4 separate regions of the Mus musculus genome follow, and regions 2, 3 and 4 are each linked to region 1. Evidence: chromatin loops called from intact Hi-C (ENCODE). Cell type or tissue: left cerebral cortex. All regions are shown on one strand. Region 1 holds the start of Gm33619 (predicted gene, 33619). Region 2 overlaps Ahi1 (Abelson helper integration site 1). Region 3 has its middle 55 kb from the start of Gm20149. Region 4 overlaps Ahi1 (Abelson helper integration site 1).

Region 1 (8,000 bases):
TCAATATTTTTTCCCTCATCTATTCTTTGGTAAAGGCTTTAAAAAGAGAGAGTTGCTTTCTGCATGACCCACATCTGCTTGTTTGAAACCCTTAAGATACAGATGAGTAAGTTTACACATACTTCCTGAAACTGTCTTTCTTTAATTGTAAGAGCAACGTGACTGCATATGGATATGTTTCCAGTTAGAGAATATAAACACAATACTCTTCTATGTTTCCTTCACAGTTTCCCCCAATTCATTGTAATCTTTTTCTTTCCTCCTCTTCCTCCTCGTCCTCCTTCTTTCCCTCCTCCATACATCTGCATTCGATGGCATATATAATTTATGTCCGGATTTCTACATTTGTTGTTAAGGAAGGATTCTATGTGTCCTTTTATGCCTACCCCATTTTTCCCTGCCCTACGTCCATCCACTTAATACAACTGATGCCGAACTCCGAAGAAACATCACTCTCCCTCCGTGTTATGGGAATCAGTCCATTTTCTCTATCTTATATTATGATTCTCTTGAATATTTATTCATTCTTCAGCATGTACTAAATAATGGTGGGATCAAGGTAAGTGTATGGGTCTTAAGTTCAAGGAGTCAGGAGCCAGGACTGAGGGGGCTGAAGACTGTATTAAAATATGTGTGATGAGCGTCATCCATAGTGATGTGTATGAGAGAATAACAATAACGAGAACAAAAGAAGGGTCTTGCCTTAGAGAAGGAGTTGGAGCTACTATCTCAAAGAAACTCAGAAGACCCTTTGCCAGTGAGGAGCTAGCCTGAGGGAACAGTATGGTGTGCAAGTGTCCCTGCGGGACAAGTCATACACAGAACAGGCATGACCAGGCAGGAAGTGACACAAACAAAAGGGGTGGGTACTTTGGAGAACAAAGAACCCAAGCCTTCTGTAAAGCAGACACCATTGCTTATCTGCCACTGGAAGGTGTCGTGCACATAGGCTGGCTGATGTTGGCAAATCTTCCATTTTCAGCAAGAGTATAAAAATCCTGTAAAATGCCTTAAAATCTTCAGGCACTCAAGGATCCAAATAAAGCGCCTACAGGCTGGCTGGACCTACTGAGCTCCGGCCTTCGTGGTCAGTCTCAGCCTCAGAGGTTAGTTCTGAGTTTTCAGATAAGCATGCTCTGAGGAGAATTGGCAGGAAATCGTAGAGGACAGAGTTGGGGAGGTGACCCCAGAGGTGCTTTATGACAGCCATACTATCTCTATGTTGACAGTTTACATTTCAATCTAGAAGTAATTAAAAGTGTTATTTAAAATAACCTAATCATGGTAATGGGATTTATCTTAACTTCTAAAAAACATGGATAGTAATTACATTTTTATTTAAAAAATTTAAATATACATTTCTATTCACAGAGGCAGTGGGCACAGGAGTATCTCTGGTGTGTGTGTGTGTGTGTGTGTGTGTGTGTGTGTGTAGCTACAGTGTGTATGAAGTGTTCAAGAATGTATTGAGCCATAGGATGACTTTCTTAGTCAGCATCACACGGGAATCCACATATTGTTGTCTAAATGGGGTTAATCAGCCAGCAGCCAGAACTTCCCACTAATAGAAGGTCTCTAAATGTGTCCTGTTCTGAGCACAAAATAAAGGTTGGCCTTGGCAAAACAGAAGGGAGACACACACACACACACACACACACACACACACACACACACAGAGAGAGAGAGAGAGAGAGAGGGGGGGGGTGCACTAGAGGAGCTACCACACATTTAGTGATGCAGCTCATACCTGCTGTTGTGCACAAAGCCCTGGATACTGTCCCAGCTCTGTATACCCAACTCAGAACAGAATTTGACCCTCACAGGTAAAATCAATGCATTAGAAAACAGCTTTACCTTTAGTATGTAAACAGAGTCAGAGTTGGGGTGACTCCATGTCAGGGGAGTGTGGTTAAGCTGTAGCCCAGTGCCTACCCATGATCATGACTACTGATACTACTTGGGCCATGGCTGTCTACCTTAGGTCACCCCTACCACTCCCTTCCCTCTACTCAATGAGGTCTGGTAATGAGGGGGTGGAAAGGAAAACCATCATTACTTTCCACCACAGCCTCTGGGCAGGTGCTAGGCACTGTCATAGCTGCACATAGCAATTCTGAGCCTAAGGGCAAACTCAGCATGTTTTTAGGATATTAATCCTAAACTTGATTTTTCCTGATTTACAGCCCTGTGCATGGAGGAACCTACATTTTCCTGATGATGAATCAAATAGGGTCTGAAATTTTAGTGGCACAGGTCTTAAAAATGTCACCTCAAACTTCTATGAAGCCAGAAGAAATGAAATAGAAAAAGCCACCTAAAAAGCAGAAATCTGGATTGTGAGTGCTGAGACAAATTTCACAGCATTGACATAAATTTCACAGGATATGCTTGGATACATCTTCTTCTCCATCCTGCACATAGTCTCTTTGTGAAGAGGAGTTGGATCTTGTCGGTGTGTGCTAAGATCTTCATGAGAAACTATTGCTAACTTACTTTTTTTGGTTAAAAAAATACAAAATAATTACACAACTTCTCTATACTCTTTCAATGATAACAAATTCCTCATATTAAAAGACTGACTCTATATCAGGTAGTCTTTATTTAGACTTTACTTTCATTAGTTCCCAGGTGGGGGGATACTCACTTGATAGCTCTAAAACACAGGTGATGGAGATGCTAGCTGCCTTAAGCACACATGATGAAACGGGAACTCCCTGGCTTCTTGGGACTTCTGTGTGATGCACACCGGTGGCCAGAGAAAGGCATGCCCATGCCGCCACCCAGATGTCCACATGAACCCAGATCTTCCATTTCCACTTTCACCCGAAAACTGGGGTGCGGGAAAGATCCACAATTAGGGGGACTTTGCCACTCAGCTTTTTTGGTTTGCCAAGTTCCTGGTTTTAACTTTCACTACTTTCATTATTTCTATCAAAGGCTCTGTCCTGACATCCCGGTCACAGATTCCATTCCTCCTGGCGTGGTTTTAAACTGCTTGTTTCTCCATCTCTTCAGTTATTCTCTGATACTCGGAATTTTTGCTATTTTTATCAGCTCGTTCTGCCTGCCTCCCCTTGAGCTCGCTCCATACTTACAGGGAAGCTGGGCTTCTTCCATTTCCAGCACCAGGACCGGCTTTCCCTTTCTTGCTGAGAGAGGTGAGCCATCTACTGCCACCTTTTGGTATGACATTTGAACCTGGAAAATTCTAGTGTCAGAGTAAAACCAAGTTCACAAAAATGATCCTGAAATGCTGTTATACGCATTTACAAATTAAGGAAAAATGATTTTTGAACGCTGGGGTTTTCCATTGTTTTCGTTGTACAAGCAACGCCGTGTTTACCACGCATGCTCAGTGGGCAGGAGGCAGAAAGGGACCCTGATGTGGTGCTCAGAGCTCTGAGCAGAGACAAGCAACAGGATCCAAGCTCTCGGACACACTAGATCAAGGGAGCTCTTAAGAAACATGAAAGTGCTGCCCCTGCCCCTAAGAAATTCCAATTAAATGAAGCCTAAGTATTATTTCTCTTTTCAAAATTCCCCAGGCGATTCAAATATATTAGAGTTGAAAATGGCAAGCTTGCTGAGGCGTCTTGGTTCTTGTATCGTCTCTTTTCCCACTTACTTAGCGAAGAGATGGCACCTTTGGGTTTCTTACAAAGAAAATGCTCGTGGAATATGATCAAATCCCATCATCAGCCACTCAGAACTAAAAAATTCCTCCTTGACTTTGTGAATTCGTCAATAAATTTGTAGGATGAGCCAGAGAGACCTAACTTCATTCAGAGGTCTGCTTTCTCTTTCTTGACTCTGACAGCTTCCGCTACTGTGTGACACGATGTCAGTAACGGCAGGTACCTCCCAGGAGCTGGCAAGCATCAAGTGCCTGGTCCGAGCACTTAGCCCCAAGCCTGGCGCCAGTGACAGCCAAGATAGTCTCAGAGAGGACTGAGCTATCACGGAGGCAGGGAACTGCACGAAGTCTCAACTACAGTGAACAGTGTGAAATCAGTCTCCAAAGGTGTCTTTTAAAGTTCATTCAAGTCTGGCTTTAACTTAGTAATACATTCGTTCATAAATTTATATTAAACTTTACTTGACTTGTGATGCATAGCTAAGCAGTTTAACCAAATTTAGCTTCAATTTTACTGCCAAACTATGCTTCTACAACTATGACTAGGCCAGAGCACAACTCACATGACCAGAGAAGACTAAACTAAAGTCTCTCTCTCCTCTTAGATGCCTGAGCTGTATGCTAATGACAGTGGGCCAGTATGCTGATCAAGAGATGCATAGTGCTGTATTTTTTCTTTAAAAAAGAAATCACTCTCTAACAATCTTTAAAGACAATTTTGAAGTGCTAAGAGCAAACCTTTAAAGAAACTCCTTTAGTTTCCTTTCGCCATCTTCCAAGCCTCTTTTCATGGTTGTATTCACCTCCGTTTTCTCAGACCAGAGGGGCAAATTTTACATTTGATACTTTCCCTTATGCCCTGGGGTTTACTAATTACAGGCATGGGCACCACCGTCCAAGACCAGGCCTTCCAAATCTCTGCTAACTCTGGTTGGTTGAGCCTTGAACTTCACAGAGGCCTGAGGGCGTAGTATATAGGTATTCTACAAAAGCCATTATTATCAGGTTTTCTTGTTTGGTTTTTGTAAGCCCTTTCAGTTTGCTAACCATCATGAGCATTACTTAAAGGCTGATCCACTTTTCCACTGGTGATGAGCTGGTATTCATGGACTGTGAATTGCACGTGTAGTAGTATTAAAAGTTCCATTTTCCCCCTTAAATTTATTTATTTAGTCATCTTACATCTTGATCACACCCCTTACCCAGTTTCTTCTGTTCTAGATTAAATCGAGTTTAATGGGATATATCCAATTAGACCACACAGGTGCAGTTAGATAGAAAAAACTGGAGTTAGGGAGATGACTCGGTGGATAAAAGCACTTCCAGCAACCCCTGATAGTCTGACCTTGGTCCCTGGAGCACATGGAGGAAGCCATAAGCACAGTCCCATTTTAAAGGGAATGACAGAGGCAGAAGGATCTGCTGGGACCTTGCTTTGCAATGGCAAGGAGACCCTGCCTCAAAAACAAAGAAGGAGGATGGAACTAGCTTCCAAAAGGTGTTCTCTGATCTTCACATGTGTACAGTGGCGGCATGCCTGTGTGCATGTAACCCCTCCCCCACGTACACATGCCACGCACAAATTACAAAATTAAAACTTATTTTTAAAAACATGGTAATGTACTAGGCATGGTGGCGCACACCTTTAATCCCAGCACTGGGGAGGCAGAGACAGGCAGATTTCTGAGTTCGAGGCCAGCCTGGTCTACAAAGTGAGTTCCAGGACAGCCAGGACTGCACAGAGAAACCCTGTTTCGAAAAACCAACCAACCAACCAACCAAACAAACAAACAAACAAACAAAAAACATGGCAATACATCGAAGAAGCTGCCCATGACCACACGAGGCATTGCTACACATCTTAAGATTTCTAGAACCTCCTCTTCAGGCGTGTTGTGTGTGCGGTTCTTTAGATATGAAGCGTTTGCTGCAGAGTCACATTTGGAGCAGTCTGATCTAGAGAATGCTCCTTAAAGGCTGAGGACCAGGCTTAGTGGCAGAATGCCTGCATAGCAAGCAGGGCCTTGGGTTTCAGCAATAGGAAAACAGAGAAGAGAATGCTTCTTTTAATTAATTAATTAATTTTATTTTTTTACATCCCAGATGTTGTCTCCCATCCTAGTCCCCTTTTGTAGAGTTTCTTCCCCCATCTTCCTTCCCCTTGACCTCTGAGAAGGTGCCCCTCCTCCCAGCATCCCCTTTCCCTGGGGCATCATGTCTCTACAGGACTAGAAACATCCTCTCCCACTGCAGCCAGACCAGGGAGCCCTATGCTGAGTATGTACCAGCAGGGGCCATGGACCAGCCCTTGTATACTCTTTGATTTGGTGGCTTAGACTCTGGGAGCTCTTAGGGATCCAGGTTAGTTGACACTGTTGTTCTTCCTATGGGGTTGCCACCCCCTTCAGCTCCTTCAGTCCTTCCCCCAACTCTTCCTCAGAGTTGGTTGGCTGTAAGTATCTGCTTCTGTCTCAGTCAGCTGCTGGTAGAGGCTCTCAGAGAGAACAAAACACTCCTGGGTATGGTAGTGTTGGAGAAGAGAAGTGACTTTCACCTTCTAGCTCATGACGAATCAGGCTTGGAGAAAGAGGTATGATGCTCAGACAGTCAGTTAGTTGTCACCACGTAGAAGTTCTTTGGAGGGCAAGAGCTGGGAACACAGCATAAACAACAGCAGACCCAGCCTGACCAGCCGGGGCTTGCCCTCCAGGAAGGGAGACAGACAGTAATCAGATGATCAATTGAACAAGTGTCAAATTATACCTGTGACATATTCTACAAAGGAACGGGGCACGGCACAATGAGAGTCTAGGATTAGGCACTTGACCGGACTGGTGGCGAGGTCAGAAAAAGCTTGCCTGTAAAAGTCATGGTTGTGCTGAGAACGGAGGGAGGAGCAGTCACGGACTAGATGAAAAGGAAGGAATGAGCAGAAGGAACAGAAAGCGAGGCAGCCTGGTGCATGAGGAAGCAGTGCCAGTAAAGGGAATTGAAAGAGACCCAGGTGGCCCGGCCTGTCACAGAGTGGGACAGTGTGTGAAGCCACTGGGGCACTGGAGCCAGCTCGTATTTATATCATGTTTATATCTGAAAGCCAGTCTACATACATGCCTTCCCAACTGCACATTTAGCGACATTTAGTTTGTAGCTCAAAGCTGGATAAGGTGGGTCTATTTACATCATAAGAATTGGCCGGCCCCTCTTTTCTGGGTTAGTTATTCTGTATTAAAAAACGTGGAGACGTTTCTAGAACCAGACTATGACATGGTCTAGACCTGAGATTTGCAACATTGGGAGGAAACAATCCTGACTCCTGGCAACTATCAGACAACTAATCAGGTTTGAAAGATGCCACCTGGTATTCTGGCTTTAGCATCCCGTCCTCTCCTTTACTCTCTTCTCTTCCTCCCTGATATTATTATAGAAGCTGGGGTGGAAATGGGTAGATATCAATCAGAGCTTCGAGAGCCCTACCAGGAGAGACCATCAGTGAGGGCAATCAGGAGTTCAAGGTGGGTATGAGTGCTTGGTGCTGATGCTGTTGAGAAGGTGATAAATGATGTCCTGGTTCTGGCTCCTGACCCGATGAAGGTGAGGCAGAGTGGGTAGAGGGTAGAGAGCAAGGCTGTGGGATACAGGGTGCAGAGTCCATACTCAGCAGCCAGCTTCCAGTGAGAACAGAGGCAGCACAAGAGTTCAAACTGAAAGCTTGCCAGAGCGTTGGGAAGACAGAGGTGGGGTCCCAGTGGGGAGACGGGAGGGGGAGGGAGAGGGGGAGGGGTTTTTCTATTTGGTGTTGGTGTTCGAATGGTTTTGTTTATGAAAAGAGAAAGATAATGGAAACGGAAGAAAGCCAAGGGGCCTGGGCCTCAGCAACAGGAGGATTCAAGATCTTTGAAATGATAATTCGGCTTCAGTGTAGGCCATATGCTGAAGCAGCCTTTACATCTTGGTTTTTTATTCTGTGTCATTTTACAGAGACTCCACGTTTCCCCTAAGCAATGGCGGGTTTGTTGCTGCCTTGAGAAGGAAAGACAGCAGCTCTCTTGCTGCCAGGACTAAGCCCAGTTCCATTTACAATCTTCTGTTGCTGAGATTCCATTCTTCCAGGGCAGACTCCTTGGCATAATTAAAATGAGACTCTTATCCCTACCCTGCCCAGGTCTGGAACCCTGGACACAGGCATGTTGCTGCAGGCTTCCTGCTCATCCAGGTTACAGCCTGCTGGGCACAGCCCGCCCTCCTGGGCACAGAGTAGACTGAGCCTTGTCTCCTATCTCCCTCTCCTGTTCTATCCCTCCCCTCTGTCTTCCTCTTTCCTCTTCCCCTGTCTTCCCCCTCTCTTCCTCTTTTTTCCTCCTCTTTT
Region 2 (8,000 bases), 110 kb before region 1:
GACTGACAACAGTACACCAAATTTATTTTTATTTTTTAGACAGAGTTTATATTTAACAGCATAAGTAATTTATGGATGTAAACTCTGTAGTGGTTATAGTTTAGTCTGAATATTTGTTTTTAAATTATTACACAGCATTATTTATGTCTTTAGTTTCAGAATAACAGTGCCATTACCATATGTTTGTATGTTGCAGTTGGATATAGCTGAGACTCCTCCATCTTGGTTTTCTCTTCACTCATCCATTTCTTCAGCTGCATGATAAGTCTGTCAGTAAAGCATTTAACCCCAACAAGGTCAGACTATGGTAAAGTTAGAAAAACATATTTACCGAAGTACACAATTGATCTCATTGAAATAAGAAGTGAGAACCGCTCTGTTGAGCACTGAGGTGTAAACGTGCCCAGATGCACAGCGTGAGTAGCTTCGAGTACGCATCTGTTTGCACATGTTGTAGAAGCTTAAAATGGGAACATGACCCTGCTGTGGAGAACCTTGGTAGAATTGTTGTTAGTACTAAAGGAGATTTCCAGCGCATACAGGGTGGCACTGAAAACTGCTGAAGCCCACAGCCCTCAGCCCCGAAGGCTCAGCGGCCAGTACCAGCGGCCTTGCTGTGGTTGTGTGTCTGCGTCCCTGGCACACTTGGGCAGGCAGCTCAGTCACTCTGAACTTGCTTCTCTTCTGTCTTGTGAGTGTGCTGCTTGAGACAATGAAAAATAAAGCTGTGTTCCTACCCCTTCAGCTCCTGGTTTCTTTCTTTTCTGTGTGTGTGCACATGTGTGTTGTGTGTGTGTGCATGCACGAGCGTTTGCGTGGTGTGCATTCACATGCCTGAGTGTGGGCCCTGTGCTGATGTCAGCCATCTTCCTCAGTCATTCTTCCATTTCATTCGAGGCTGGGTCTCTTGGCTTACCCAGAGCTCACTTACCAACAAGGGTCCCCCATCTCTGCCTTCTGAGCCTTTGACACCCCCCCCCCACATTCACATGGGATTCGTCACAAAGAATTTCAACAAATCAAAATTAAAATCGAAACTAATGGAAAGAAACATTAGAGCTGAGCATTTGCTTAAATCTTCATGTTCACATGAAATGTTGAAAGTCTGTTTTTATATTGAACCTACTGAAGACAAGAGTAACAGTTGTGCTGGGCATGGTGGCGCAGGCCTCTAATCCCAGCACTCCGGAGGCACAGGCAGGCGGATTTCTGAGTTCGAGGCCAGCCTGGTCTACAAAGTGAGTTCTAGGACAGCCAGGGCTACACAGAGAAGCCAGAGAAGCCAGAGAAGCCCTGTCTCAAAACACCAAAAAAAAAAAAAAAGAAAGAAAGAAAAAAGAGTCACAGATGTGTCTTTGTACCAGGAAAAGTAGGCTCTCCTCAGGCTGGCCAGTGTGAGTCTAGGGCTCCATTCATGAAAACCCTGAGAGGTGTCTTTAGCATATGCTCGAGAAATAGGCCCTGACTACACTCCTGCAGGACCTAAGACGCCATATCCACTTGGCTCATGTCTTTTAGTAACTATTTGTTCTTTATCATTATTATGAAATTATGGAATGCTATCACACTATTCAGAGGAACAGTTTGACACTATCTCTGTATCACGATGTCTATAGTATCAAAACTATACTGTGAATAATAGTTGCAAAACTTTAATAATAAAAACCCAAGATACTTTTCCCATGGCTGTGTGGTAAGCATGTGTGTAGTCAGGCTTTCATGTGTGTGGATGTGCCTGTGTACAGCTGAAACACCCAGCCACCCCATTTCAATCATGGAATCTTACAAATGCAAATTTTTGATATAAAATATACATTTTTAACTGAAATTGATATTTTAAAGGGCTAACACCTGAAACATACAAAATTTTGTGCATAGTTTCTGCTACATAAAAACATGTTCTTGACTTTATACATTATTGTAAAATTTTATTTGTGACATCTCTTCAAGAATTTCAATACAACTGTACCCAGAAGTCACCATGTTAAAGGTAAATATGTTACTTCTGTCATATGTTAAGTATTATTAAGAAGGTAAGGACAGTATAAAAATTAATAATTTTTTAATATATTTTTAATTGATTTCCAGCTGAAGTCCCTATGTGTTAATGAAATAGTACAATTTGTTTGTATGTTTTTCTTTTTTTGAGACAGGGTTTCTCTGTGTAGCTCTGGCTGTCCTGGAACTCACTCTGTATACTAGGCTGGCCTCAAACTCAGAACTCCACCTGCCTCTGCCTCCCAAGTGCTGGGACTAAAGGTGTGCACCACCACTGCCTGGCCTTGTACAAATATTTTTACATCGACATTAACAGTTTTTACCCAACTGAACTTGATTACAGAAAATATTTCCCAGATCTTCATTTTTTTTTACACAATCTCCATTTATTTTTGCATCAGATCTTTGAGCTACACAAAACTTCCCTGCTCTACAAGTAAGTATTACAAGGCTCTGAACGTGAAGTTGCTTGTCCACGTGCACACAGCCTGTAAATGCCCATACTGGCTATAAAGTGAAGAAGTGGAGTCATCGCAAATCCTCACATGCTGCAGAGAACAAAACAGTCAGAGTTTAACATGTACTCCCTGCATATGGAAGAGTGACTAAAACCACGCTCCACCCAGGTCTAGAAATGTGTATATATCAAAGTGAAAACTATTTCTAAAGCTGGTCATTTGTATGTCCTATAATGATTCTTAGGAGCACCTCACTCCATTCCACAGTTCTTACGTCTCCTGAAGAAACAGGTTCTGTAGAATCAAACTAATTACATGTACAGTAACATTGTATTCATGAAACAGAAAAGCCGCCATTCCAGTCATGTACAAGATAATAAAAACATCAGGCAGAGTGTCAATCACAAGGCTGTGTTGACTGAAGAACTCAATCTATGGATGGACCCAATTATCTGAGGGAGAATGGAATGTCAGCATCGCTTAGGATTAACAATGGGCTAACTAGGCAAAAGCAGACAGCTCCTCTCTGTGGAGACCCAGGAAGTAAAGGCAGTAATGAGGTGCCTCATTCATCTAGCCTTCCGCTCTAGTTATTAAACTGAATAGGGAGATCTTTACGCTAAGGCGGGAACTGGAGAACATAAAAAACACTTGTTTTGTAAACGCATAGAATGCGGCTTTAGATCCCCTTCACGTCTAAGGGCAGGCTGGGAGCACCTCCCTCTTCTAATTTTGCTTCAGAAAGTTGAAGAGGTGTTTACTAACAAGAACCTCCAGCTTTATTTCTCCAATCTAAAGGAAACGTGTGTGTCATGATTTGTAATTCCCTGTCCAACTCTCATTGCTTAGGTCAAAATGGCTTAACTCCTAGCCTACTTCAGTGTAAAAGTCATGCGTAATGATCAGCGGTGCTGGTGTAGTCTAAGTCATTTCTTAGTTCATCCTTTGGTTCTTCTCCAGGATAGAGAGGGCTTGTCATTACATGAAAGCGTAAGAGTGACACATTCTTACAGGCATAAACTCACAACTGCCGATCAAGGGACAATTTCTCAGACGATCTTGGGATGGAGACGGATTGCTGAAAAGTAAGAGTGGCAAGGGGACAAACAGTAAGACATCAAGGAAGGGAACTTGGTGAAAGAGTAGAGAAGGCAACTGAATCTTCAAAACAAACCCAGGCAGAAGACTGAAGGCAGCCGGCTCCCTGGAGAAAAGCTTGGCAGATTCAGTTCAGTTTTTGGTGTTTTTAGCAGAGAATCCGTTGGCTTTTTTGTGGGCGCTAAATTTGTTCACAGGGATGTGGACAAATATAAATGCCTCGAATAATTTTTCTGAACTATTACTGTGAGGTACGTGAAGGGCAGCTAGGCAGTGGCGCAGCCACCCAGCCCTGACTGCTACACACAAGACGGTGCTGAGAGCTCTGTGTTGATGCAGTGAAGTATCTCATGTGGTAAAGGAATGTCAGTCAAATTTACGTACTTTAAGAACATCAAATTCTTATTATACTTCTCCTGTGTGCAGGCAGACTACATAATAAACTAGTCTATAGCAGCTGTAAATTTCTGAGGATTTATCTAACCACAAATACATTGAAATGGGGAAATGGGTCTATATTAAACCATGCAAGATGCTGCTGGAGCCTGGCCATTTCTGCAACATCCTGTAATTAATTTATCATGACAGGTCTGGCAAACTGAAACATTCACTGTGCTTGCAACAGACTGTTAAAACAGTACAGTGGTCGCTGGCCCCACAAGCATGCCAAGGGAAGGTAGTTTTTCTTCCCAAATATGACTTCAGTGTGCCCTGTATCTGGGATCATTTTGCCCCCCTTTCATTCTCAAAAATACCAGGAATTTAGAAATGCTCTGGACTCAAGAAATGAACCTGCTTTGCCTTCTGCTGTGTGTGTCTGTCTTCCTGATAGGGACAGCTCCCTAGTGTTTGGATATTATTTGCCCAACCCGCCCACAAATGTGCTGCAGACTGGGACTATCTTATGGGAGACTCAAATCCATTTTGGAAGCCTCTTAGAAAGCTCCTTTTCATATAAATAAGGTTCACATAACCACCTCTATTTGTATAACACTCCCTTCTGAAATGTGAAGCTACACACAAGTGTGATTTTTTTATTTATTTATGTGTGTGTGTGTGTTACAATGGATCCTAACAATGAGACCCTTTCCATTGCCTAACAACTATAGAATGATCTCTGCCTGATTTGATGCTACTGGTATCATGATGGATGTTAGGAATGAGTCCGAAGGTAGAGATGGCTCAGTAGGTAAAGTGCTTGCTTCAAAAGCCTGAATGTAGACACACACACCCCCAATACCCCAGCACTCACATAAAAGCCATGCCAGGTGGATCCCACAGACTTGCTGGCTGGCCAATGGAACTGAAATGCTTAGCTCCAGATTCAGTGAGGTAGCATGTCTCAAAATATAAGGGAGATAAATAATTGATGAAGATGGCAACCTCAAGCCTGCACAAGTGCACACATGGCTGAGTACACACACACACACACACACACACGCAAACACCCACAGGGCAGGCACACACGCCCTCGAGCACACAATCCACAGTCAAAGAGGCTCTGTGCTGGGAAAATGGAACTACCACTTCTGAAAAGTGGGAACTACGCTGTACAAATGTACAGAGACCTATTCATTTCCTGGGAGAATTCAGAGTTCTTCATTCCATAGACAGGAGAACCAGACCTTCCCAGAGCCCAGGAAAGACAAAGTCACAGTAAGTAGAGGGAAAGCTTTTGTTTCAGTTCCTTCTCACATGAAGGTCTCCCTCCAGAGCGCATCTAAAAAAACCTTGGAAATGTAATGGAGTGAAAATCGAGGGTTGTTCAAAAGCAAGCATGAAGATCTGGTTGGTTGGTTGGGTTTTGTTCAGGAAAGGTCTCACTATGCAGTCCAGGCAGACGTCACATTTGAAATCCTCCTGCCTCGGCCTCCCAAATTATAGGATTACAGGCCTGGGCCACTGTGCTTTAAAACACTGCAACTAAGCCCCTTGCCCACAGCTCCGTGGCAGGGCCACTCACAACTGCAACTCCAGGTGTTTCCTAGGTAACCCTGCAACTCCAGGTGTTTCCTAGGTAACACCCTGCAACTCCAGGTGTTTCCTAGGTAACACCCTGAGGAATCTGCATCTTCTCAACCTTGTTCACAGTCAAAAGCAAATATCCATAACGTGACCTGAATATGTATGTATGTATGTATGCATGTGTGTATGTATGATGACTAGTCTAAGTGAGCCAGGACTCACAAGGGGAGACGTAAATAACACAACAGCCACAGGAGCTGCCATTTCTGTGCACGTGTAGGATAGTTTTAACAACTGGATACAGAGGATGGTTAATTCTATTGCATATCAAGAGCTGAAATCAACTATGTTGCTAAACACATTGATAATTTTGGACACTCTGCCTGGGGGTGTAGCTCACTGGTAGAGCACTTACTTGGAATACACAAAGCCTAGGGTTCAGTCCCCAGGGCTGGAAACATAAGTAAAAGAGAATAAATGTAGGACCCTTGAAGACTTTTGCACATCTATTTGCTTTTAGGTGTGCATATATGTGTGCGTGTGCATCTGCATTTACTTATCCAACATCTGGTTCCTGGATGCCTGTCTGTCCTAACAGGCAAGAGGAGCTAGATACAGTTGAGCCAGGAGAGTCACCTTGATTCACCCTCCTGATTACTGCCATTGCCACCACAGAGTGGTTTTTTTAGAGAACTTTCCTATGCATTACCAAACTTAAGCCCCTTAACAGTCTGCATCAGGAAGGCATTGCCTGCCCTTCCCACCCCAACCCCTGCCACCCATGTTTGCAAACTAGTCAAAATATTTTGTGACTTCCTCAACAACTACTAACAGAACAAGATCCTCCCCGTCACTCTCCACTCTTTCCAAACAGGAAAATTCCTTATTGATATGGGGAAGATCTGGAAATAAATTATTAGAAGAGCCAATCAATGCCCCCATCTCTACAGGGCAGCAAAACTTTTAGATTCCATTTGTCTTCAGTTCAGGTGTCAGTTATGAAAGGTGTTTGTGTTTCTTGTTAAAGTCTTAAACTCGAAATGTGAACCTGTAAAAGAATTCAAGTAAGAGCATTTCTAAATTTTTAAGTTAAGTTTTCTAGACAGAGGAGGAAAGAGATACACAGAAAACTCAAGAGTCCCTTTTTCTAAAAACCTTAATTTTCATGCAATAACCCTGACAATAAAGAGGCCATGAATTTGAAGGAGAGGAGAGAGGGGTGCATAGGAGAGTTCACAGGGAGGAGAAGGAAGGAAGAAACTAATTAAATTCCAGTCTCAAAAATAAACAAAAATATTTTTGAAAAAAATTAAATTGCTTTCATGCATTTTATATTTAAGGGATGGGGTCTAAATGCAAATGAATTATACTTTCAGTTAATTATTCTGTTAATGGACAACAAATTCTTATTTGACCTAAGGCATCATTAGATCAACTCACCAACTTGGAAGGACTATGGCAAATCCATAAGATGAAATGCTGTCTTGAAACTCTTCGCAGACGCTCCCTCCTTGATAGCGCTAGCCTTAGAGCATCAGACTCCTCCTGCTGGCTTGGAGAGCCCTGGAGCTCTGCTCCTCAGTATTCTCTTGTATCACAGGACATGAAAATAAAACACAGTCACCTGGAGGTGATAGCAGGAAAGGAGAATTGGTCAGTATCTGAAGGTGAGGCGGCGACCTGGAGCCAACTCGCATGGCAAACACAGGCCTTGGTGTTCAGCCCCAAGGAATCCCCAGTCAAGGGTTTCCTGTAGAAACCCACTGTTCGTGCTTTAAGGAGGCCTCCAAAGAGGCTGGTTTTTCAAGGCCTTGAGTTGTTCTCGTCCTAGAGAAGTGCTTTTTACCAAAACCTCTATGGGGACAGGGCATTCCAGTTTCATCTTGAGTGTCACTAAGATTCCTAATTAGGACATGTGAGAGTGACTTCCTCCCTCATTCTTTTACTCACGATACTGAAAGTAACAAATGGTCTTAAAGAAAGGAATGATATCATAACTTCATTGTGTGCCCAGAACTTACCACCAATTGCACATAGTAGGACGTAGACACAAATGCCAACTAATCTGGATACAGACCCCAATAAAGAGGCTGAAGTACAGGGACTAAGCAGTGGAATAACCCTTTCCTGGCATGTGTGTGGGGCTAGGTCCAAAGCCAGCAAGCAATCACTCAATCAAGTGAAATGTAATAATACCACACCAATAATATAACTATATCAGCACCCATTTCTTAGGTACCTGGTATGGTCCTTAGATTTCTAACTATGTATCCACTATCTCAGGATATTATTTTATGTTTTTCTTTTCTTTCTTTCTTCTAGTCAGTTTCTCACTGTGTAGACCAGGCTGGCCTTGAACTCACAGAGAGCCGTTGAGTGCTGGGGCTGAAGTCATGAGCCACCATACTCAGCTCACAGGCTCTGAGAAGAAGAGCCTCAGTCTTACCATCACCTGCCTGTGGTTACAGCTTCTTCTCTTTG
Region 3 (8,000 bases), 91 kb before region 1:
GTCTGGCTGCCCTGAACTTCTATTTGCCAAGCCTGGCAATTACCATCAGCAGGGCAAACAGCAGTTTTAGTGGGAAGGGAAATGGAATCGGCTCCGTGTTGGTGGAGATGGGCCGAGAACTGAGTCATGTTTTCTGGGAAACTGTCCCCATCTTTTGGGGTTGGAACCGAGCGAGCGATCCTTCTGTGCGGTGTGTGGTTTCAAAGCCAGCAGGTTACAGCAAGACCGGATAATCATACGGTACAAACCTGGCATGCTCTCGGCTCGTTAGGCTTTCCTCCCGCCTTAGCCGCTGGTGACCTCTCTAGTTCCCAGGCTGTGTGTTCTGGGTCAAGCTAACAAACTATAGACAAGTGGAAACGCTGAGAGGAATTAGAGTCTGGAAGAGCAAGGAGAAAACAATGGGGGGGGGAGCTCCCCGAACAGCTTTTGTGGAGAGCAGATGCCTTCCCAGGTTCCCAAACTACCACCAACTCAAAGCTCCAGGTTAGACCACAACAGGTACATCTCAGCAAAGGCACCTCTGTGCACTCGATGCTCTCAACGACTGGCATATGGACAGGATCCTTGATTTCCCACTTCTCAGCCCTTAGAATAATTAGCAATAAAATTTTTAATATTTGTAAACCACTCGGTTCACAGTATTTTGTGGTCACCGCCCCTGAAACTCAATATCCCCTTGAACTAAGGCATCTGTCTGTCCACTGCAACGGGATCCAGATGTATTCTGTAGAACAGCCCTGAGTCTATCATGTCCTCTTGCTCTATGGTTCTCCCAGTATAATTATAACCTGCTTGGAGAATGCTTTAGTCTGTTTTCTCTAACTGTAACACAAGGCCTGAGAATTAGTACCTTATAAAGGAAAGAAGTTAATTTGGATTTATGGTTCCAATTTCTGGTGAGTAGCCCCAGCTACATCATAGCATGGCAGGAACACAGGAGGTCACCGGATACACGTGAGAGACAGAAAATGTCACAGGTGACCCTGTTTATCTCCTGCTCCCACAGTAACTAGCCAGGCGTCCTGAGAGTAGGGACTTGTCTCTTGAGGAAAGCATTGATCAGTTTCTGACAGTGGTACCTCAAGACCTAATCACTTGCCAACCTCAGACCAGTCCTCAACACTACAATGACAGGGACCACATCTTAGCAGGTGCCAACAAGGCAGATCAACTGGACTTGGACCATTCAGGACTGAAGAACCCTAAGATAATCCAGAAACATTCTGCGGCAGAGGTCACCAACCTATGTCACACAGGCTTGATTCAGGATATGACCTGGTTTTCTGTGTGACACTTGATTGAAGAAATCTAAATGATTGATGAAAATAAAAAAAAAACAGTATTTTGTGACTTATGAAAATATTATAAAGTTGATTGATATTGCCATAAAGTGTTAAGAATTTGTTAGGAAGTTGTGAGGGGACCAATGCTTAGCCTCATTATGTGAATATCTGCCTGGCACTTTTACTCCCCAAAATCGGGACTATTTACTACTTAGCCATTTTACCCACAACCTGAAGCAACCCAGTGCTGTGCTGTCCGAGGCCCCAGGTCGAGCCGTGCCATTCCTTCTTTCTTTCCTCCTCAGACCCACACTTTTTTAAACTTAATTTTCTCATATAAAAATTGTAGGTGGGATCCCAAAGGACTATGGATTGGTTTTCTTCTTTTGACAGAGAGCTTTTAAAATAATTCTTCAAGCCGGGCATGGTGGCGCACGCCTTTAATCCCAGCACTCAGGAGGCAGAGGCAGGTGGATCTCTGAGTTCGAGGCCAGCCTGGTCTACAGAGTGAGTTCCAGGACATCCAGGGCTATACAGAGAAACCCTGTCTCGAAAAACCAAAAAAAAAAAAAAAAAACCAAAAAACAAAAAAAATTCTTCAATGGCTGAACATTGCCAAGTCAGTAAGGCAAGCCTAGTTGGTTTTGTTTTGCTTTGTTGTTGTTTTTTTTTTTTCTTCCATGGCGTACTAAAACTGTACAGTAGCCCTGTCTCCTGCTTTTATTACTAAGTGTTCAAATTAGGTCTTACCCATTCTGTTGATAAAGTTCTCTGTTTCTCTTGTAATTTTAGATCTTTTTTTAGTGTGGGGTATGGTGTGTATGTGTGTGTGTGTATGTGCAGGCACATACATGCCAAATAGTACATGTGTGGAGGTCAGAGGACCACTCTCAGAAGTCAGTTTTCTTCTACCTTGTAGGATCCAGGACTCAAACTCAGGCCACCAGGCCTGTGAAAGCACCTGTACCCACTGAGCCATCTTGCTGGTCCTATTCTTTCACTTAAAAAAAGTTTCTTCGGGTCTGGGTGTGGCGGTATGAGCCTGTAGTCCTAGCACATATGATGTCAAAGCAGGAGGGCAGAGAGTTCAAAGATGTCCTCAGCTCTATAGCAAGTCTACAGCCAGCCTGGGCTACATGAAGCCTTACATCAAACGGTAACTTCCCTTCCTTTGCCACCACTTCTTGCCATTCTTCTCTGATAAACAGAAGGCACACGAGGAAGATGCTCTTCCTCAGTAAGATGCAGGCTGTAGCCATGGCAACTGTCTAGGCATTGCCCAGGGTCTGTGCCACCTTTTCCTTTTTCTTTTCTCCAGAAAAGCCGAGGTGAGCGTGGAATCTGTTCAATGGCATAAATTCTCCTATCGTTATGGTATTATATCAATCGAACTTATATTCATTTCTGAATCACCTTCAACTGTCCCCTGCTTTCCCAACTTTCAGCCCTAACTCTGTGTTAAGAACTTGGCTTAATGACCTATTGACTGGTACATACTAGTTCTAATGCTGGAGCTGCCTTTTGGTTTTTGGCTTTGTTTTGTTTTATTTACCTTTTTGTTTGTCTGTTTGTTTGTATTTGTTTTGTTTTGATTGAGACGGTGTTTCTTTGTGTAGCCCTGGTTGGCCAGGGACTCACTTTGTAGACCAGGCTGGCCTTGAACTCAGATCTGCCTGCCTCTGTCTCCTGAGTGCTGGGACTAAAGGTGTGCACCGCTGTGTCCATCTGGAACTGACTTTTTAAAAACTGTGATGACTCCTCTAGAGGAGATGGAAATCCTTTGCAAAGTCAGTGGTGGCATCCTGGCTACAGTGTCTGGGGACTTGGAATGTTGTCCTCTGGCTGTCCCAGCTCTGCCGGAAGTAGCAATTCTCTTCCCTGTCTGAAAGTGTCTTTCGTGGGTGCTGCTTACTCATTGAGCAATCATTTGTTTTCCTTAATTGATTTTGCAAAAGCAATATGAGCTCCTTGTGCCAGGTCAGACGGTAGAGAAAGTCACCCTTATCCTCCTTCCCCTGGCTCACTGTGGCCTTGTCAGAGGTGACAGGAGGGCTTCATTCACGTCTCTCTGGATTCAGAGTGGCTGAGACACAAGCAGTTGTGTGTCTACCTTTCATGGAACTACAGCATATCCATCACTCAGTAACTGTAGTGGATACGTATGAATCTAATTCAGTCTTCTCTGTAATTGAACATCATGCCAGAGCCAGCTGCCGCTGTCCCTGCTGAGACAATATTCAATTTAGAAAAGAACTTCCGTGTATAAAAACTTCAGTGCTTGTGGAGAAAGGACAGACAGAGAAGACTAAGGAGTGTGGGAAAGGCTAGGGGGTGCCGAGTCAGGATGCTTGAAGGAGCCTGGCATCTCCTGGCTAACACGCCATGACTGTGCAGTCAAATGGCTGGTGGCCACAGAACAGCACCGATTTGTACACCAAGCTGTGGAGGGTGGATTCATCCAATAGGGCGTGGGGGTAAGACTAAATCAGGAACAGGTAGGTAGGTAAGCCAGGGAATGAGACTCTGTTTCTAGAGAGATATCTAGAGTCCATCTGAAGGGTAGATGAATGGTCTATAGTCTAGTCTAGAAAGGAGATGAGCTGTGGTAGACACTGGAGGGAAGCAGGTCTGAATTAACCCTTCTGAGGTGACTGAGCCTGTAGCAGGTTATAGGGCATGGCGCCCACAGCTTTCTAGCCTGGACAGCCGGGACTGTAGGAGGAGAGGCAGGAGAAGCAGAAAGCTCTTTGCACATGATAAAAATGTCATAGAAAGTTTGGACTTTCTGAACATTTTCTGAGCTCAGGGTGATGACGGCCTGCCTCAAGTACCATTTAACTGAGCGAGAGGTTTTCTCCATTGACAGAGAAAAAGGAGTGAAATGACTCATTCGGGGGCCCAGCCAGGAAGGGACTCTCATCTCAAGGGCTCTGCTGCAGACTGTGTGCCTAACTGGCCTCCTTCAGTCCACCAGCTGTAAAACCTCCCTCAGCGTTGGCAGCTAGGAAGGGGTGGTTGGGAGTAGGATTCTATGCTGCCCCTCCTCAGGGAATCGCTGTGCACACCTAACCTGTTCATCATAGAAAGCAGCGCTGAGCCTGTTGTCAGTGAACACTCCTGCTGGAGTCACCACTACCACGACCTGTGGACCCTGGTTCCAGTGTTTATCTTCCCACGATGTCTTGCATCCAGTAAACATCTGCAGTCACTGGTTCCACTCTGTGGCAAGGACACACACTTCTGGGTTGCTGGTGCAAGATCCGCCTTCAGTGTGCTCTTAGACCAGAAGCCTCAGAGTGACAGTGTCCGGGGTATCCGTGCTTTATATCCTACACGCCCATTCATCAATTAGAAACCATCTCAATTATCAGATTGGGGGTATCATCATGTTTGTGGCCAGGTAACCCCCTTCTTACATGTTAATAGCCCAAGGTGCAAGAAATAATCACTTGTGATTTAAAGTACTTCTTTTAAATGAAAAAGTAAAAGTTCTCAATTTAATAAAGAGAGAAACAAAGTCTGTCAACCAAGACTGCTGAGAACTATAGTGCAGGATCAGAGAGGGGCGGCATTCACGTAACCTTCATCCCATCGCTATAGTTGCTCTATTTTATCGATAGTTGCTAATCCCTTACTGTGCAATTTACAATTAAATTATAAATTGAATATTATCACAGGTGTGTGTGCACAGGACAAAAGGTAATCTATAAAGAATTTGACACTATTGTGCTTCACAGATGCCCTGGGGACAGAGAACGAGGAATGCTCTGTGACTACAGCTCTCAGGCTTGTGCCCTGTCTGTTCCTAAGAGTTCTGTTTCTGAGGTTTAGGATGGGGTTTTGTGCAGCCAGTTCCTGTGTGCAACAGGCTTAGGGACCGCTGCCATGAACCTCCGGGAGGGAGCGGGAGGAGTTCTAGGAAAGGCTTCTTTTGTTTGAGAAAGCTCTTCTCAGGGGCAGGGGATGGTGGGTTGATGGGGCAGAGATTGGAGTGGAAGGCTGAGTCATGAGAACTGATGGAGCCTGAGATATGGGGCTGCCGAGGCTTCCTGTGTGTGCCAGGTGTGGCAGCCTCTGCCATGCCTGCTGGGAGGGGCTGGTGGGCGACCACCTCTCTCTCCCTGTTCTCGCCTCAGCAGCAAGGTGCCTTACTAGTCATTTGGATTACCCATTCTGAGAGGAAAATAGAAACCAGCTGGGGTTGGTTTTGATCAGCGTGCCCTCTCTGGAGGACAGGGGAGTGTCAAGGACCTACAGACCTCGTCTTGACAGCCAGCTCCCAGCTTGGGAATCCTGCTTGCTTCTAGCTTCTCATCCTGCTAGGAAACAGTGAGAGCAGCCTGCCTCCCGCTTTCCATTAACTAAAAGACCACATAAGCCTCAAAGAAAGGACCTGCCAAGTCTTCTTCCCCAGTCAAAATGCTCAGGTGCTCTCTGACTTCTCAACAAAGGAAGGAAGGAAGGAAGGAAGGAAGGAAGGAAGGAAGGAAGGAAGGAAGGAAGGGGAGGGGAAGAAGGGACAGTGGAAGGGGGGAAGGGAGGGAGAGAGGAAGGGAGGGGAAGCAAGTAGGCTTACTGGGTGCTTACTGATCCTAGCAGGCCAATTAGAAAATGAAATTAATTAAAGTTGCAAATAGGCAAACACTCTAAGGGGTTTTCTCCCTTGGAAATGCATCCCATGTTCTGATCTTGAGAAGCAAGCTGTAACAATTTCTGAGCAGGTAAAAGGAGTCACCTCAGAAGCTGCCAGCCTCCGCTCCCTGTACCCACCTTTCTTAAGTGTGGGTGATACCAGGAAATGAGCCCCACACAATGTTTGCAATAGATCTTCCTATCTCCCCCATATCTATCCAGAGTCTTGGGTAAACAGGACACAGAGCACACTAGGCCTCTTCCACAAAACACCTCATCTCTACATCCCAAGCCCTTCATCATCTTCAACAGACAGAAAACAAAAGAACACACTCCACATTCAAACAGCAAGATGCGCATCCAGAGAAAAGCTTTTAACGGGTGAGGGGCTACAGAGCATCAAGGGGCAGCTTGTGCTAGGGAGTCATCTACTTTGCTCTCGGGTTATTTGCGGTGTACATCTCAAGTGCACATGTGTAATGTGAAGTAGACAGTGTTCATGCTGCACACACCACCACAGCAAGATGAATAGCTTATAACCTGCTGGCATGCTTAGAAGTACAGCGAGTAAATGCTCTGCTCACAATGGAGCGCTACACCTCGAGGTAACATTTGTTCCATCCCTAACTCTATTCTATTTGACATGCTAATTGTCTTCCTTTTTCCAGAGTCCAAGCATTTGGTTTGGAAGAATAAGGCCAAAGACTCACATTGTTCCAACCGAAGGGCCAGCTGCTGGCTTTTGCACAATGAGCTTCATTGTTGAGTAAATGGAGTCTCTCAGGTGAATGTAATTATGCAAATCCTTCCCTAACTACTAGCCTTTCCTGGCCCTTCCCCAGGCTGCCCTGCCCTGGGCACACTGTCACTTCCAATTACCAAAGTCTCACTTGTCTTTCTGGGAGTGTCCTCCCTTCTTTCTTGCTCCCGATCCCCCCAACCTGCCGCTGACTCTGCCCCTGGACGGCCTGCTAGGGCTACTGGATGCCTCTGAGGCCAGAGCTCTCCAGTGAGTTCTGTCTGCCCTTGACTGAAGGCAGGCCTGTACACAGGTTACCTCAAAGGTCAGATGCTACAAAGAGAGATGGACGAGGTGTGTTTATTAAAGGCCATGGAACTGGTGTAGATTCATGATCACCTCTCTCTCTCTCTCTCTCTCTCTCTCTCTCTCTCTCTCTCACTCACACAAACACACACACACACACACACACACACACCCCACTCAGAGGGAGAGAGAGAGAGGACTACAACCCTACGTGGTTATACCACTTGACTCTACTGTGACCTCCATCCACTGGCACGAGAACACTGAGCTACAATGCTTATTTATCGACAACTATAGACATTCTTAGAAATAAGGAACCTGGGGTAAAAAAATCTCTTGAAAGTCCCCACCCCCTTAATTTAAATGAGTCACTGAGCGCTAGGGGTCATTTTTTCCATGTTTTTGGTTATTTCCCACAGTCACTGAAATAGAACTCTGCCTCAATGCTTAATAAATACATAACTGCATGGTCGCCGCTACCCAATCTGTAGTCACTACATGGAGCTACCCATGTGGATGAAACAGTGCTTGCATATACCATTCATCTCTCAGCAATCAGTAACCTGTGTTCTTTACCCGACACCAGTAAATGGCCAGAGAGGGTTGCTAGGAGGTATACTACAATGGTAGTAAACCAAATATCACTTTTCTGATGAAAATAAAATACCCATAAAGCTTAAAAAACACAAAACTGCAAATCATGAATACGTTAAATAATATATGACTGTTTATTGTTTATTCTTCCCCAGATTTCTGACTACATTGACAGCTAAGGTAACTGTAGCTTGACAGCTAGAAAAAAGCTCTCACAGATGTAATGTTACTTCCTTACCTAAACTCAGGTTCCATTGATTAAATGCTTCATATTTCCTCTTCTTGCTATGCTACTGTCCTAACATTATTCGAGTTCTTATAAATTTGCCTAATTCTAATAAAACATTCCACTAGAAGGTCCAACGTTTTAATCACAAATTCTTGTTCCTTCTGACCCACTAAAAGCTCACCTTAAAGCTTATTGTTATCTCTTTTGTAAACTT
Region 4 (8,000 bases), 200 kb before region 1:
AATTTAGAGTTTCACATTATATATCAAGATTTATTTTCTCAAAGCCTATGAGGTACTGAGATGCTTGAAAAGTACCTTATGAATACTGTAACACAAGATATAGAAAATTATAAACTGAGCTGTAGCTATGTAGATACATGGTCAACATGAGAGATATGGTTTGATTGGTAATGAAATGTTCCTGTGAAAATCCCTGATGCCTTAGACGACTTCTGATGACATCCACTGGTGGCATCTTCTAGCAGCTTTTCAAGCAGTTAGCACCTCAGCCTCCAGGAGAAAAAAATAAAATAGAAACTCACCTGAGTTTCCTCAATTACGAGTTTTATAATCCCTCCCCACTTTTGCCAAATTCTTTGTTAGCTACAATTTGCACACTTTTCTCAGTCACACACACCTCTCCGTTTCCATCAGAACACTTCCTATGTACTTTGTTCCACAAAACATTGAAGAGAGTGAGCTAAACCTACAAAGAAGCCAGCAGAATACAGAGTGCAGATAAGTATCCACCACAGTGGCACTCAAATACCTAGAAGTATTTGTTTCATGTAAATAATGGAAGCCTCATCATTACTCCAAATATCTTCACGAGGATACAGAATACCCTTGGATGAGAAGCGTGTGCTGTCGTACAGTTGCTGCCTTTCTTTTCCTCAGGAGAACAAGTGGCAATGTACTCTGACCTGCCATTCAAGTCCACAATCCGAGACATCTCTTACCACCCCCTGGAGAATATGGTTGCCTTCTGTGCCTTTGGACAGAGCGAGCCGATTCTTCTTTATATTTATGATTTCCAGGGTAAGTCCACTACTTGATGTAAATGAAGTAATGTTTACATTTATAATGGGCCAGGAATCAGGAGCACTATAAAATCTATTAATAATTATTTCAAGTAACATAGCCTTTTTGAATATATTATATGAAAGAGCCACAAGATGGCATAGGTTGTTTCTAGGATGTTTGAACATTTCATTATTTTCTATGCATTATGAGCATGGAATTTAGATGTTAGCAAAAGTGCATATAACGAGGCTGCCTTAGAGATCACTTGATAAAGTACTGACCTAGCTAGCATGTGTGGAGCCTTGCCTTTGACTACCAACGCCACAGGAATTGGATATGATGGTGCATAGCTAGGGTGGGCCTAGTGTAAACCTAGTGTAAACGCCTACTACCTAGGCTCACAGTGGAAACAGGAGTGTCAGAAGTTTAGATTATCCTCTGTTGTGTGTTGGTTTGAAACCTACCTTAGGCTATATAAAAACCTGTCTTAAAAAGAAAACATGTGGGGCTGGTGAGATGGCTCAGTGGGTAAGAGCACCTGACTGCTCTTCCGAAGGTCAGGAGTTCAAATCCCAGCAACCACATGGTGGCTCACAACCATCTGTAACAAGATCTGACTCCCTCTTCTGGAGTGTCTGAGGACAGCTACAGTGTACTTACATATAATAAATAAATAAATCTTAAAAAAAAAAAAAGAAAAAGAAAACACATGACTGTACTGTGTTGGAATCAAAATAAATAAATGAAATCCATATAGAATTAGGACTGTATCAACTTAATTTAAGTGGTTCACAAAATATGAACTTTAAAAATGTTTTAGTTGCATAGTGAGTTGTTTTGTTATTTGGGTCTTATTTGTATGTTAGGAGATTTGTTTGGTTTGGAGGTTTTTATTTATGTGTTTTGACTTTTTTGTTTTGTTTTGAGACAGGATCTCTGTAGCTCAGGCTAGCTTTGAATGTATTTTGTAAGTTTAGGGAGCCTTGAACTTAAGGCAGCCCTCTTGTTTCTGGCTCCTGAGTTTTAGGATTACAAGACAGCAAGCTGGTTTAACCTAATTTCATATTCTGTGATTTTATTTTTTTTAAGCAAATAGCTTTGGTAAATTTTAGTTAGGAAAATTTAATATAAGAGATAGATAGATTTTTAACTGTGATGAAAATGGAGTCTGATGTTCTCAACTGTAAAGATTCCGTATGCCTACCGTAAGGATGATAAAACTTTGGATCTACTTTTTTAGGAATTAAGATGCATTCTGAGAATAATTGGGGTTTATCTTGTTTCTTAAATACTTATTTTCTATTCTGAAATTAGTATTTTTCTTTTCTAGTTGTTAATCTTTCTCAAAAATCAATATTTTATAACCTTCATATATAGTTGTATAAAAATATAAGATCTTTATTAGTTTCTTTGCTTTAGTTGATTATGACATAACATGATTCAGTATTTTTGTAAGCTAGCATAGCATACATGCATGCTATTTATACACATGTCGGCATACATTTGTATATGTTATAGTAATATAGCTATGAACAAATGCTTCAATGGAATAACAAAGCTAAATTTATTAAATCACTACATGTTGGCTTATCTAATGCTCTGATAGATGTGATTAGACAATTGAGCTATCATAAACCTGAAGGTTTTGTTCATGGTACAGAGTGCATTATGCATTTTTCCAGTGAATTGTCTTAAAGAATGCAGAAAAAGAAGGTTTATCTTACTGATCCTTATAGAGAAGAAATGGTTTCTGCAACTTATACCCAAGTTTATAAGATGCTGTTGCTAGTGATAGAGTTTCCAGGCAATGCCTGCCATTTCCATTCATTAGCAGCTGTTGGCAGGGCTGCTACTGCATCTGTTACTGAGTTCTTCAGTCAGCGCCCAGTCTTGTCTCATTGTAATGAGTACCCTGAAACAACTGTTTGCCCCATCCTACTTTTCCCATAGACAAGGAGAATCATGGCCATTACTGTACAATTGGAACTATTCTCCAGGAAAAGAAAGCACAGTTATTGCCTCAGACTCTTAGGAGATTTCACAACCATCTTCATTCAGTTTATAATTTGCTTTCTTTTAGACTTTTGAAATTTTCACTGCAAAGATTAGCTAAGTTCCGCTCTGTCTTGTCCTTCAGTAGCTTCCTGTTGCTAGAAGGGCTTTCTGACTCAGAAGAGCAAGTGGCTTTAGCTGGACAGTGGCATGGAGCTCAGGTTCCTGTTGTGGTCACTTTAGGGACCTTGGCTAATGCCCCCTGCCCTTCTGACCCTCCATCCTTTCATCAAGAGCTCCAAGGAATGAGCCGGTGGCTGTGAGGGAGCCTTGTGAAGTGAAAGGCGCTCTACTAGAAGACCCAGAATTAACACTTGTGTTTATAAAGCTCATCTACCAGTAGCCAGTCAGGGTACAGGAATCCACACTTTACCGTGCTCACAAGCACTTGTCTGTGGAGTTGAGAAGATGATGTTTCTCCCTTTACACCGTTACTCAGCCTTTTCCATTTATCCACTAACCCGGATGCCATACCTGGCCAACTGTATTGCATTTAATACACACAGCTAACGCACGTTAGAGCCACATTGTCTTAGATGCAGGAGCATGGATTTGGGTGAGCATCTCAGAAATGATGATATGAGAATAACAGAATATGGAATTACTTATTTTATGTAACACATTTAAAACAATTTTTGATAAATGCATATACCTTGCCAAAAAAAAATGTTTAAAGCTCAAAATGTTTCACCATATTTCCCAGGCTCTTTGTCGCCTATTTTTAAAAAGGGGAAGCTTAGGAAGAAGTAAGATAACTTCAAGACATCTAAAATCTGGCACAACTCTTTTTAGTGGTATAGGTACAAAACAAATGAGAGTTATTTTAGTCTCTGAGTGTTTTACTCATTGAATATAGGCTACAATCAGTAGTTCAAATAATCATTAGTTTTTTACTAAAATTTTTAATGTTTAATTAACCTATTACAGTTTTGCCCTATATTTTTTTAACACATGGATATTTTGCTCAAACTGTGTTTTCTCAGAATGAAGTTCACATGTGGTTTTACTGAGTTTTAATGATAAAAAGTTCAAAAGAAACAGAACAGCTAAGTTACTTTTAAAATAGCTTCTGAAATATTCAAGGAAAAAGAAGCAAGTTCTTTTTTTTTTTTTTTTTGTAAGTTAAATCAGCTCCAAGCGAGACCACAGTGGTAGCTAAATGTATCAGCCGTCTTTCCGTCCCAGCAGAATCTGTGAGAGTCAGCAAGGGTCTCTCCTGCTGAGCGCATGTTCAGCTTGTGGTCTTTGAGTCCCTCGTTCTACTGAAGTTTTGCTTTTTTTTTGTAAGAAGTGTAATTTTTACTTTCAGAAGGCAGTTTTATTTGTCTGATTTTGAAAGGGTTAATCATCTAGTAATACAAAGTTTAGTCACCGCGTACCACAAATAATGTGCATCGAGGGTTCCCACAACAAAGTACATCTCAGAGAAACGGTTTCTGCTGAATTAACTCCATGAAGCCAGGCGTTAGCAATAAATATTCTGTTATTAAACAGTGTTTGTCTACTTATGTCTCTAGGATGTTTTTGCACATTTAAGAATTATTAGTACCTAACAGCACTATGTATTAACACTATGAATATATCTGTTTAAAATTTTTCACTATGGTTTTATGACATAAGTGTTTTTACAGTTTTACAGGATCTAGGAGTTGAATCACTGAGAACTGGTTTATGTTTTGTTTGTTTGTGTTTTGTTTTGTTTTGTTTATTTGAGGCAGGGCTTCTCTTTGTAGCCCTGGCTATCTTGGAACTCACTCCATAGGTCAGTCTACCCTGGAACTCAAAGATCCACCTGCCTCTGTCTAAGATCAAAGGCATACACCACTATCGCTCAGCCAAAATTTATACTCTTATTTGCCTTCTAAATTTATTAGCAAACGACCTGCTATATTAGGTTTCAAATGGTAAAACTTTTCTCTATAGTATCAGTTTCTCTGGAATATGTAATTTTTGTGGAATTTTTATACCTTGTAGGAAGCAAAGATGTAGGCTTGTTTATTTGTTTATTATCAGCACCTAGCCTGAATGCTGACATACATGACTGTGTATGTTAAGTAGAGTCAAGTCTGTTTGGCAACCTCTTAAAATTGCTAACCCCAGGTAATGAGCCTGAGTTCTCACTAGGTGGCAGTGTCCCTTTCTGTGGCAGTGCAGACCTTTCCCAGCACCTGTTATGCACCAGGCTCACTTGAGCTGTAAACCCAAGGGTTGGACTCAGTTTACCTGCTCATTGCTGGTCCTTTCTCCTGTTTACAGAGGTGATTACACACCCGACAACCTTTAGTCAAACTAAAAGCCATTTCTACAATGACTTCTACAAGGACTTTAGAACTGGAATTCAGTGATCTGGAAACGATCTAGTCAGAAATAGACCGGTGATCTGCTTTGTCATGCTGGTAGCTTTATTTTTCACAGTGTGGCATGCTCTCCCATAGTTCAGGGACATAGACACATTTAAGTTCATAAAATTCTGTTACAGGCAAGCATGGAGGCACATGCATGGAATCCCAGTATTTGGAAGGTAGAGACAGGAGGGTCATGACTTCTAGGTCATCCTTGGGTACACAGAGCTTCCAAGGCTAGAGACCCCATCTCTCAAGTTGCTAATTGCCTATAGTGTTTATAAGGCACTGTGTTTAGCATAGACTTTGGCAGTGTGTGTTTGCATTAAGAATTAAACTTCTTACAGAATAGAGTTATTTCTTTTTTCTTTTTTAAAAGATTTATTATTATCCATAAGTACACTATAGCTGTCTTCAGACACCCCAGAAGAGGGCGTTAGATCTCATTACAAGTGGTTGTGAGCCACCATGTGGTTGCTCGAATTTGAACTCAGGCCCTTCAGAAGAGCAGTCAGTACTCTTACCTGCTGAGTCATCTCACCAGCCCAAGAGTTATTTCTTGAATTTTATGAAAATATAAGATGGCACCACTAGTGAATTTGGGATTATTGAGAACAGTGGCAGTCATAGCTAAGATCAAGTACTTTCTTATAGAATACTTCCCAAATACTTGAGAAAAAATCTCATTATTGTCACTATTAATGGATGATGAAACCAAGGCACCACAGAATGAAGTAACTCTCCTAAGGTCACAGAGTTGTGGGTAAAACTACCATTTGACTTCAGGCTGCCTGACTAATGTCTTCACAGGATAATACCTAGGTGATATAAATTTAATACCCACAGCGTATGTATCATTTAATGTCTTCCATATGTGATTAAAAGTCCAATTCAGATATTATAATTTTCATCCTTTCAGAAAATTACACCATTGTCGGGCGCCAGTCGTGGGGAAATAAAGGGGATGGGAGAAATGACCCACGTCCCACCAGAGCTCCGGGGCTCTAGGCGGACAGATGCGGGGAACCGGGGGAACTGCCGTGCACTCTCCATGCTGCCCGGGTGGGCGTTTGGCTGTGGGAAGCCACGGAACCCCAGTCTGCGGGGATGGAGAGGGAGCAGTCCGGGGTCCCTGGGCCTCAAGGAAGCCAGGGTCGACAGGTTCTAGCTCCGGGGCATCGCAGGACATCGCTGGATACTACAGAAGAGCTGAGAATGGGTGGGGGCACTGCGGGCAGCTCATTCTGCCCTGAGGCCAAAGGGAGAAGGGGCAGGGGTAGAAGGCACTGGGTAGTTCCCACGCATGTGACGGTCTTTGGTCCAGCCTGGCAGCTGGAAACGCTAAAAGGCCTTCTTGAGGGAGATTAGAGGAGGCTCTTAGGGGAAGGCCTTATTCCATCGCTCCAGCACTGCGAGTCTAGATGAAAGGAGGCAGTCTATGGCTTCAGGTAGAGAAGTAGAGGCAGGCCATGGCCACGTGGAGAGAGGGGAGAAGGGAGGGGGAGAGAAGGAACAAGAGGGCTAGAGAGAAAGCAAGAGAAGCAAGAGAGAGGAAGGGCCAAGCAGCCCCCTTTATAGTGTGCTGTACTACCTTGCTGTGGCTAGGTAACTGGGGGAGGAGCTTACCTGACTGTAGCCAGAATACCTGGAGCTTGGGACATTGCCTGTGTGACAATAGTCACAGGATTATGGAGTTGAGGACTCATGTTGTCAGGTGCCTGTGTCTGGGAATGTGGCTCACTATTCCGTCCCTTGTAGAATTACTACTGGGTCTCCGGAGTAAGCTTCGCTCAACCAGAACACAGACTGCCTTTCACAGTCCAACACACCATAACAGGTAGTACTGATTGTAGGATGGAGTTTTAAATATTGATTTTTACCCTATTATAAGAAATTATAAATTAAAGCTACCATGATGATGAAGGCCTGACAAAACTGCTTTCCTGTATTCTGAAATATTTACTGTTTCTCACATAATGGATTCTTGACTTTCAAAGCCCAGACCATTAAGTGACTAAGGAAATATGAAAATTTTCATGTACATGATGGCCTTGAGTGTAAACAGCAGGGCCTTTGTATGCTTACAGGTGTGCCTTCTAAAGGAATGATACAGCCCAAAGCAGACAACAGCATGGCAGGAGCATCTGCAGAGGGACTGAGCCTCTTGACAAACACTGTCAATCTGCCCAACCCTCAACACATAGTTTCCAATTTTATATGCGTCTGCTTTTTAAGCTGTGAAATAAAAATTATACATGCTTTATTTATTATACCTCCATATTTTATGTAATGATAACTGAAACCATAAAGCAAGATGTGAGGGCTAGATATGAATAGAGTCCATGAGCCAGGCTGTAGCAGGGAGTTCTAGTGGTTTTCCTGTAGCAATGCATGCCACACACTGTCAGCTGAAGAGTGCCATGTGGCTAGGAAGACAGCAGGAAGGGAATAGTACCTCCTGCAGGGGATTTGCAGACAGCTTGTAAGGATAGGCTTCAAAACAATCAAACAAATACAGTTGCCACCTGCAGGTTCGTGACCCCTGTGCATTCCTCTGCCATGCAGCTTAGCTCCCTGCAGTAACTGGCTCAGCTCCAAGAAGTCGGAACCCCAAAAAGGAGTCTCTGTATTTTCCAAGCCTGCTATAATGCATGCATGTAAGGATGTCTCAGAAAGAGATGAAAGGGTATGGATAAGAATATTAAAATTGTGAGCTTTAACATAGCAGGTTAGATCAGACCTAAGTTTTAAACATACAAAGTACATTGGTATAAAGAAGAAAAATGATACAATGCAGAAATAGGGCTGTCTAATTACAGCATG

Evidence for each region. Peaks named below come from ENCODE experiments on the same cell type or tissue, not always from the same donor. Only the 100,000 strongest peaks of a DNase experiment are listed, where the experiment ranks them.
Region 2: it touches region 1 in a loop (2.3-fold over the local background); 3 of 42 quality-filtered maps call a loop at or near these places.
Region 3: it touches region 1 in a loop (2.0-fold over the local background); 3 of 42 quality-filtered maps call a loop at or near these places.
Region 4: a loop joins it to region 1, with 8 times the contacts of the local background. A loop is called at or near these places in 28 of 42 quality-filtered maps.

What each region holds. Positions count from the first base shown.
Region 1 is chr10:21,186,035-21,194,034 of GRCm38, forward strand. Gm33619 (predicted gene, 33619) reads left to right here and starts at 910. Exons shown (of 2, transcript NR_152786.1): 1 at 910-1,106; 2 at 2,184-2,584. In left cerebral cortex, a CTCF peak has its summit at 3,179 (motif pointing left); a DNase peak (open chromatin) is centred at 3,174; H3K4me3 peaks cover 729 bases.
Region 2 is chr10:21,079,686-21,087,685 of GRCm38, forward strand. It overlaps Ahi1 (Abelson helper integration site 1), which reads left to right. Exons shown (of 24, transcript NM_026203.3): 24 at 1-744. Among named protein-coding and RNA genes, the nearest start is that of Gm20149, 40 kb to the left of the region's middle. In left cerebral cortex, no CTCF peak of the experiment used is centred here; DNase peaks (open chromatin) are centred at 3,050 and 3,712.
Region 3 is chr10:21,095,524-21,103,523 of GRCm38, forward strand. No RefSeq gene overlaps it. Among named protein-coding and RNA genes, the nearest start is that of Gm20149, 55 kb to the left of the region's middle. In left cerebral cortex, no CTCF peak of the experiment used is centred here; a DNase peak (open chromatin) is centred at 4,151.
Region 4 is chr10:20,987,887-20,995,886 of GRCm38, forward strand. Ahi1 (Abelson helper integration site 1) reads left to right here. Exons shown (of 24, transcript NM_026203.3): 15 at 658-798. Among named protein-coding and RNA genes, the nearest start is that of Ahi1, 39 kb to the left of the region's middle. In left cerebral cortex, a CTCF peak has its summit at 4,952 (motif pointing right); a DNase peak (open chromatin) is centred at 4,969.